Linked DNA regions of Homo sapiens: region 2 is linked to region 1. A link is a loop called in an ENCODE intact Hi-C map of the cell type or tissue named here. Cell type or tissue: mammary epithelial cell. All regions are shown on one strand. Region 1 overlaps FOXK2 (forkhead box K2). Region 2 holds the start of LOC124904092 (a long non-coding RNA gene).

What was found. A loop is a pair of places that touch in the nucleus more often than their neighbours do. Peaks named below come from ENCODE experiments on the same cell type or tissue, not always from the same donor. Only the 100,000 strongest peaks of a DNase experiment are listed, where the experiment ranks them.
Region 2: it touches region 1 in a loop (10-fold over the local background); 2 of 110 quality-filtered maps call a loop at or near these places.

The regions. Positions count from the first base shown.
Region 1 is chr17:82,552,232-82,556,231 of GRCh38, reverse strand. The region is part of intron 1 of FOXK2 (forkhead box K2); the gene reads right to left. Among named protein-coding and RNA genes, the nearest start is that of FOXK2-AS1, 34 kb to the left of the region's middle. RefSeq lists a silencer at 2,716-2,887 and an enhancer at 3,354-3,978. In mammary epithelial cell, a CTCF peak has its summit at 1,621 (motif pointing right); a DNase peak (open chromatin) is centred at 1,611.
Region 2 is chr17:82,382,849-82,386,848 of GRCh38, reverse strand. LOC124904092 (a long non-coding RNA gene) reads right to left here and starts at 2,025. Exons shown (of 3, transcript XR_007065959.1): 1 at 1,899-2,025; 2 at 1,076-1,155. RefSeq lists an enhancer at 839-1,524. In mammary epithelial cell, a CTCF peak has its summit at 2,096; DNase peaks (open chromatin) are centred at 1,808 and 2,058; H3K4me3 peaks cover 198 bases; H3K27me3 peaks cover 383 bases.

The DNA.
Region 1 (4,000 bases):
CCTCATGATCCGCCCACCTCGGCCTCCCAAAGTGCTGGGATTACAGGCGTGAGCCACCGTGCCCGGCCAACTTGCTTTTTCTTCATCTAGATTCTGACTGCGTCAGTGAGAGTTCCTGTGTGTAAAAATGCATCAGTTGCATACGCACGATACACACACTTTTCTGTATAGACAGTATACTTCAATAGACAGTTTAAAAAAATAAAAGCCGTCCATGCAGATGGATGTAGAAATGAGCAAAATGTGGATCATATGACAGGCGTGGGGGTTCACTGTGCCATTTTCTATGCTTTTGTGCTGACCATGACCTATTTCTTTTTTTTTTTTTTTTTTTTTTTTTTTTTTTGTGATAGAGTCTTGCTTTCGCCCAGGCTGGAGTGCAGTGGCACAATCTCGGCTCACTGCAAGCTCCGCCTCCCAGGTTCACGCCATTCTCCTGCCTCAGCCTCCCGAGTAGCTGGGACTACAGGCGCCCGCCCCCACGCCAATTTTTTTTTTTTTTTGTATTTTTAGTAGAGACGGGGTTTCACCATGTTAGCCAGGATGGTCTCGATCTCCTGACCTTGTGATCCGCCCGCCTCAGCCTCCCAAAGTGCTGGGATTACAGGCGTGAGCCACCGCGCCCGGTGACAGTGACCTATTTCTTTTACCTGGGTTGTGACTGCATGGACACCCACACTATAATTATAATTTATTTGAATGTAGGTTACATTCGAAACAAGATACATTAAAACTGTTTTCAGGTTCTCTATGGAGTTCAGTTACCTTGGAAATCCTTGTTCCCCTTTTCAAAACTAGAAATTAAAAACTGTGGAATAATTTTGGATGAGTTGCCTCATGACACTAAAAAGAGCCGCAAAATATTACAACAGAACGGAGGTGGGGGCGAAACCAGATGCCGGGGGTTAGATCCTCCTGGGACCTGTGTCTTCCCCACATGGCTGCAGGGCAATGAGCTCAGTGCAGGTCCACATGCAGCTGGTGTCTTGGCTAGAAGGGCCCCTGACTTCCCAAGGCCTGAGGTGCCTCTTCCCTGGCCCTGCAACTTTCCTCCACAGAAGCACTTGGGGTCAATGATGGAGTTTAAGTGTCTGGAAGACACTAGGCTGATGAGGGGGCTGTCTCATACAGTCAGCCTATCCCAATTCCTGGCACTGTGTGTTCCTAAAAGTACTTTATTTGGGGCTGGGAGCAGTGGCTCACGCCTGTAATCCCAGCACTTTGGGAGGCCGAGGCGGGCAGATCACCTGAGGTCAGGAGTTCGAACCCAGCCTGGCCAATATGGTGAAACGCTGCCACTATTAAAAACAAAAAAAAAATTAGTCGGGCATGGTGGCCCACACCTGTAATCCCAGCTACTTGGGAGGCTGAGGCAGGAAGAATTGCTTGAACGTGGGAGGCGGAGGTTGCAGTGAGCCCAGATCGAGCCACTGCACTCCAGCCTGGGCGACAGAGCGAGACTCTGTCTTGGAAAAAAAGAAAAAAAAAAAAAACCTCACTGGATTCTGCAAGATTTGTAATGAAGCTCAGTATAGACTAGGAATCTGTTTACAAGCCTGAGACGTCTGACCAAAAATGGAAGGAAGGGACAGGTTAAGAGATGCACTACAGGAAAGGAACACTAGGTGGCAGAAAGCAGAATGGCAAATCCCTAAGTAAAGTTTCAAACCTGTTCAGAGGGCCCTGATAAAAATTCCATTTCCTTCACTTGAACAAACCAACAACTTAAACTGGATTCAGTGTCGCAAACATCCTTCTCCCAGCCTGGCTCTCTCATTCTCCTGTTCTAGTTTCTTGTGGGAATGGAAATTATTACAAATGCAACGTGCAGGCCAATGGTCTGGAGTTTATGAATTAACAGACTCACGAAGAAGCTCTAAGGACTCCAAAGACAGGTTCCTTAGGAACAAAGCCAGACTTTGTTGCAAGACTTCAGTATTAACCAACATCATACAGCCCCACAGAAATGAATCAGATTTAAATAAGTCCCCAACTTTAAGGAGAGTTATATTTAGTGATGTCTCTTTATGCAAAGCAAGTTCAACCAACTAGCCGATTTGTCAAACTATTCCCTACAACCAGTTTCAAAAAAGTACTTGAGGCCACGTCCGGTGGCTCACGCCTGTAATCCCAGCACTTTGGGAGGCCGAGGTGGGCGGATCACAAGCTCAGGAGTTCGAGACCATCCTGGCTAACATGGTGAAACCCCATCTCTACTAAAAATACAAAAATTACCCAGGCGTGGTGGTGGGCGCCTGTAGTCCCAAATACTCGGGAGACTGAGGCAGGAGAATGGCATGAACCTGGGAGGCGGAGACTGCAGTGAGCTGAGATCACGCCACTGCCCTCCAGCCTGGCAACAGAGCAAGACTCCATCTCGGGAAATAAAAAAAAAAGTACTTGAAAGCAGCCCCACAGCCCATCCACCATCTGCGTCACAGCAACGGGACAAACGTCCGTCTGGGACAATCTCCACCACAGGCGCAACTGCTGTGTCCCTGGAGCTTAGCCGATTCTAGTGGTGGTTCATGTCTTAAGGGCTCAGCACACATCCCAAGGTCTAGGGGCCTCTTCGCAGCCACGCCTGTGAATGTGGATCTCATGAACACAGACCCAGAGTCAGACCCCTCCAGAAACATCCAAAGTCCCCGAAAACCATGTTTGTGCTTCTGTGGAGTGACGGCATGGCTGGGAACCTGCATAACAAAAGCCCCTGCCATTCAAGCAGGTCATGTGTCCTTGACATGCAGAGGAGACAAGGCCAGGGCCAACACAGCTCAGGAGCAGCAGGTCTGGTCCCAGGCAGTCCCACTCTGAGAGGCAAGCACAGAAGAGCTGCCTTTGGCCTTGGCACCTGCCTGGGCTGTGGCCTCCAGGATGGCCCTGCTTCCCCCAGACTCCTGACGTCCTTTTCTGCCGTGACACAGATAACTCAGGCGACTCAGAAAAAATGCTCCATGGGTGAGCTCCTTTCTGCCTGTTTAAAAAACAAGTCTGGCTGGGCACGGTGGCTCACGCCTGTAATCCCAGCACTTTGGGAGGCCTTGGCAGGCAGATCACCTGAGCTCAGGAGTTCGAGATCAGCCTGGCCAACATAGTGAAACCCCATCTCTACTAAAAATACAAAAATCAGCCAGGTGTGGTGGCGCGTGACTGTAATCCCAGCTACTCCGGAGGCTGAGGCAGGAGAATCGCTTGAACTCAGGAGGCAGAGGTTGCAATGAGCCGAGATCATGTCACTGCACTGCAGCCTCGGCAACAGAGCAAGACTGTCTCCAAAAATAAAAAAGAAAGAAAATCTAACAAACTCTTTCCAGTCTGTGATTTTACGTAACGGGGTGACCTACAGAGCACCTCTCCGGTTTGGAGCCTTGCAGAGCACGCGGAGACGCTTGAGCAGAGTGGCTGCAGAGGTCACTCTGCACTCCAGAGCCCTGTTTGGGATGCTGCTCTTCAACCACCTCAGCCAAGTGCTCACAGCCAGCATCATTGTCCACGGCACAAAACGACACCAGGGTAACACGGCCATGGTGCCCTGAGAGGACACAACTTCACCTCTAGAGTTCCTGCCAAAGGTAACTAACCTAGATCTAATCAAGAGGAAACATCCAACAAATCCTAACTGAGGGACGTTCGACGAAATCACTAATGCTGTGCTCTTCAAAAATATCAATGTCACAGAAGACAAAGGCTGAGGATGGCCACACATAGAAGAGGATTAAAGCGACAGGAGGGTTCAGTGTGACACAGGGCCTATCAGTGAAGGGCAGGAGCGACGGTGGGTGAAGCCTGGAGAAGGTCGGCCATTAGGACACAGTTGCCATAGCAGTTCTCACCAGGGCAGGCACAGAAGAGGATGCCTGCAGGGAAAGCGTCACCTTTGCAACTGCCCCTCGAATGTTTAAGGAGAGGGAGAGAGACTGAACATGCGGGTTTGGTGAAACACTAACGGAGTGGGAATCTGGGAAAACGGAAGTTCTCTGTACTATTTTTGCAATTT
Region 2 (4,000 bases), 170 kb after region 1:
GGCGTGTGTGGCCGCCTCCCTGCTCTGGGCCCTCCCTGGGTGGCCGCGCCGTGTTCAGGGCTCTGGAGGATGCAGTCCTCAGAGGGGAGCCCAGACCCCTCAGCCCGGGTCAGAACTTGCTGGCATCCCTACCTCGCTGTCCGCCCAGCCCCCTTCCCGTGCTCTCGCCCACTGGCCCTGGAGTCCTGCCCATGGTGAGGTGGGTACGCTGGCTCCTGCCTCTCCTTGGGCCCCTCCCTCCACCCCTGAACCCACACCCCCCGGGACTGCCTCTTAGCGTCCCAGGGAGAAGGCTTCTGGCCCCCAGCTGCCCAGGGGAAGGCGGAGGGAGGATGGGGAGGAGAGCCTGGGACAGAGACAGCCCTTCCCCATCACTAGAGGCCAGGGGAAGGCGGAGGGAGGACAGAGACAGCCACTCCCCATCACTAGAGGCCAGGGGAAGGCGGAGGGAGGACAGAGAGGAGAGCCTGGGACAGAGACAGCCACTCCCCATCACTACAGGCCAGGGGAAGGCGGAGGGAGGACGGGGAGGAGAGCCTGGGACAGAGACAGCCCCTCCCCATCACTGGAGGCCAGGGGAAGACGGAGGGAGGACAGAGAGGAGAGCCTGGGACAGAGACAGCCACTCCCCATCACTAGAGGCCAGGGGAAGGCGGAGGGAGGACAGAGAGGAGAGCCTGGGACAGAGACAGCCCCTCCCCATCACTGGAGGCCGGGGAAGGCGGAGGCAGGATGGGGGAGGAGAGCCTGGGACAGAGACAGCCCCTCCCCATCACTGGAGGCCAGGGGAAGACGGAGGGAGGATGGGGAGGAGAGCCTGGGACAGAGACAGCCCCTCCCCGTCAGGCCCCAGGCCCAGCCCCGGCCTGACTCCCAGCCCCCGGGAGGAATTTTGGCTCAGGGTGGCCAGATTTGGCTGAAGGGCAGGGGGGCAGCGGCTCCAGTTTCCCGCCAACTCCTAGTTCTGGGGTGAGACACAGCTCTGTGTTTTTAATCGCGCTGTGGGGTGCCGGAGGCCACCTGGACGGACGGAGCCCGGCCCAACGCCCTGTGAGGACCCGTCAGTCCCAGGCACCTGCATGTGTCCACTCCCGGGATTTCCAGCACTGGGCCCCAGGCACAGCCTGGGTGGTCCTTCGAGCCGAGGTCCCTTAGCTGTGAAACAGGAGAGCACTCGGTTGGAGAGCAGCCCAGTGGTGGGCTCTGCCAAAGGGGCTCCCGTCGGGGCCATGAAATACCCAACAGCCCAGGCCGCTCGGCCTGTGGGTTGCTGTGGGCTTCAGGGAAGCGGGGGTGGGGGGGGGGGCTTGCCAGGAGGTCCCGTTGGGCTGGCTGGAGGTGACAGGAAGATCCCAGGCCTAGCTGGCAGTGGGGTCTGCAGGGGCCCCATGCGGGGAGGGCAGAGGGGGCTGGGGCTTGGACCGGAGTCTCCAGGCTGCTGACCGTTGGGGCTGTGTCCTGCTGTGACCTCACTCACCCCCCAGGCCCTCCCAGCCTGGGTCTCCTTGGCTGCAGGTGGGCAAAAGTGACAGACCAGAACTACCCAGCCTTGGGCCAGTGCCAGCCTGTGCACCTGTCCCGGTGGCTTGGGGCACGCGACGCCTCTGGGCCCTGGGTCAGTCCCAGGAGAACTGGCCTCCCCTGACCCCTGCATGGGGCTGGGCACTTGGCCTGGGAAAAGCCGGAGTCTGGAACAGCCTGGCCGTTGGCCTTGGCAGCCTCGCTTCCAGCTGGGACTGTCATCTGTCTGGAATTCAGATGGAAAAACCTGCCCTTGTGAGTGATGAGGGAAGGTGCCAGACAGCATGGGTTGCACCAAGTGCTTTCCTAGGGGCAGAAAGGGGCCCGTGCACCACGCCACCTCCCGGGGCTGACCCTCCAGGTGGCCAGGAGCGCACCTGTGATGCTGTGCAGGTTCAGGGCAGGAAGAGCGCAAGTCTTTGCCAAGCAGCTCCAGCCATCCTCCCCGGCCAGGGCCGCCTCACCCCACAAGCGCAGTCACTGCTGCCACCTGCAGCGGCGGGCCGCCTTGAGGTCCATTCCACGGGGATGGCCTCCCACAGCGGAGCGTGCCCGGGCAGGTAAACAGCGGAGCCTGCTGGTTGGAGGTGCAACCCACTTCCTGAAGCACACTGTTCCTGGAATGCCTGGGAGTTCAGCAGCTCTAAATGGCAGGTGCTTCTTTGTTGAGGAATAACTCATGTGAAGTGTGGCTTGGGGCCTTGAGACCCCTGCATCCACGCGCCGGTGCACCCCACCCTCCCCGCCGTGGACCCCAGAAGACCATGTCCTCCACGCTCTATTGGGAAGGCGGGAAGGTGGGACCTGGGGGTGTCTGAAAAAGCCCCTTTGAACTTGAGGCCAGTTTGGGGAACGTGGCGTCCACTCCCACTGCCCTGCAGCAGCTCTGGTCGGGGAGCAACGATCAGAAACCAAACCCCAGCCACGCCAGAGCCGCCTGGAGACAGGCCAGACGTGGGGCAGTCTGTGAGGGCGCCTGGCAAACCAATCACCCGCCGCCAGGCACCTGCCACCAGACATCCACCCCCCAGCCGGGGACACAGTTCATTCATGCGATCCTTTGCCCCCCAGGCATGGGCCACCTGCTGCCTTGTTCTCGGGACCAAGGCCCGCCCAGGACACCTTCTCCCTCACCATTTTTGCTCTGGGCTGAAGCAGCTGGGGGTGTGGGTGGAGGGTAGCAGGGGTGGGCATGGTGGGGGGATATGATAGTGCTGGAACCGAGCCCCTATCCTGATGCAGGGGGGGCCCCATCCAGGCTGCTCCACTGCCCAGGGCCTTCCAGGGGAGCTGCACACCCCACACAGCAAAGGCCTCTCCAGCACAGGCCCTACCATTTACCCCATAGGCCAAACCCAAATTTACAAAATCTCTGATCCAGCACAGTCAGTGTCTCACAAAGGGATTTTCAGTCGCCTTTTATGAAAAGAAATTCCTTTCCCAAGTGCACCTAATATCCAGTAAATTCCAGGTGCTTGCAGGGGGGAAACAGGAGGGCTCGTCCCTTGCCGGTGAGTGTCCGCGGCACGGCTGAAGCTGCTTTGGGGAACAGGGAGACAGCGAGACAGCTTCCACCTGCCCAGTGATTCCGCCCCTGGGTTCTACCCAGGGCAAACGAAAGCAGAGGCTGAGGCAGCAGCATTCACAGCAACTTCTTTAGCGACTGCCCACCCAGCGCTGGACCCAGACAGCCACCCCTTAGCAGCGGCAGCGATCCCTCGGCCAGGCCCCGGCAGCAGAAGGGAGGCAGCTGTGCTGCAAACTACTGGAGTCCGGACATGCAGGACCGCAGGCTGCAGGCTCCCATTTGTAAGGAATGCTGGAACCAGCAACACCTGCCAACGGCCTGCAGCAGGGATGCGCCTCGTGGGGGGGGGTTCAGGGTGCCTTGCAGCGGGGGTGGGGGGCCTTGTGGGGAAGTGAGTGGCATTGTGGGGAGGGTCCGGGGGCATTGCGGGGGGTGGGGGGCATTGCGGGGATTGTGGGGAGGGTCTGGGGGGCATTGTGGGGGGTGGAGGGACATGGCAGGGAGGGTCCAGGGGAGCCTGGCAGTGGTCGGGGCCGTGGGCACAGCAGAGCTGTGGTGCTGGGGGCAGCCAGCCATGGACAACGTCAACTAGGACCTGTTAGAGCCGGGGTCTTACTCTTGCTTTCAGGGCAGAAAGGACTTTTGCTGAAATCCCCAGCGGGGCACTCGACCCCTCTAGTGGGTTGTGCCATGCACTCCATTGTCGCCGCCCCCGACCGGCCCCTGGCACCGTGTCCCTCCTACCTGAGCAGGCTCTGACTCCAGCCCTGGACACAGCTGGGGTGGCCACGGTGACTGCTGAGAAGAGGGGCTGTCCACACAGCCTGGTGGCTTGGAGCCCCGGGACCCCCACACCTGGGTCAGGGTGGGGCCGGATGAGGTCTGAGTAAGGGAGTTGGGTGCCAGGGAAGGGCAGGGCCTGGGGTGGGAGGGGAGGAGGGGAGAGGAGGA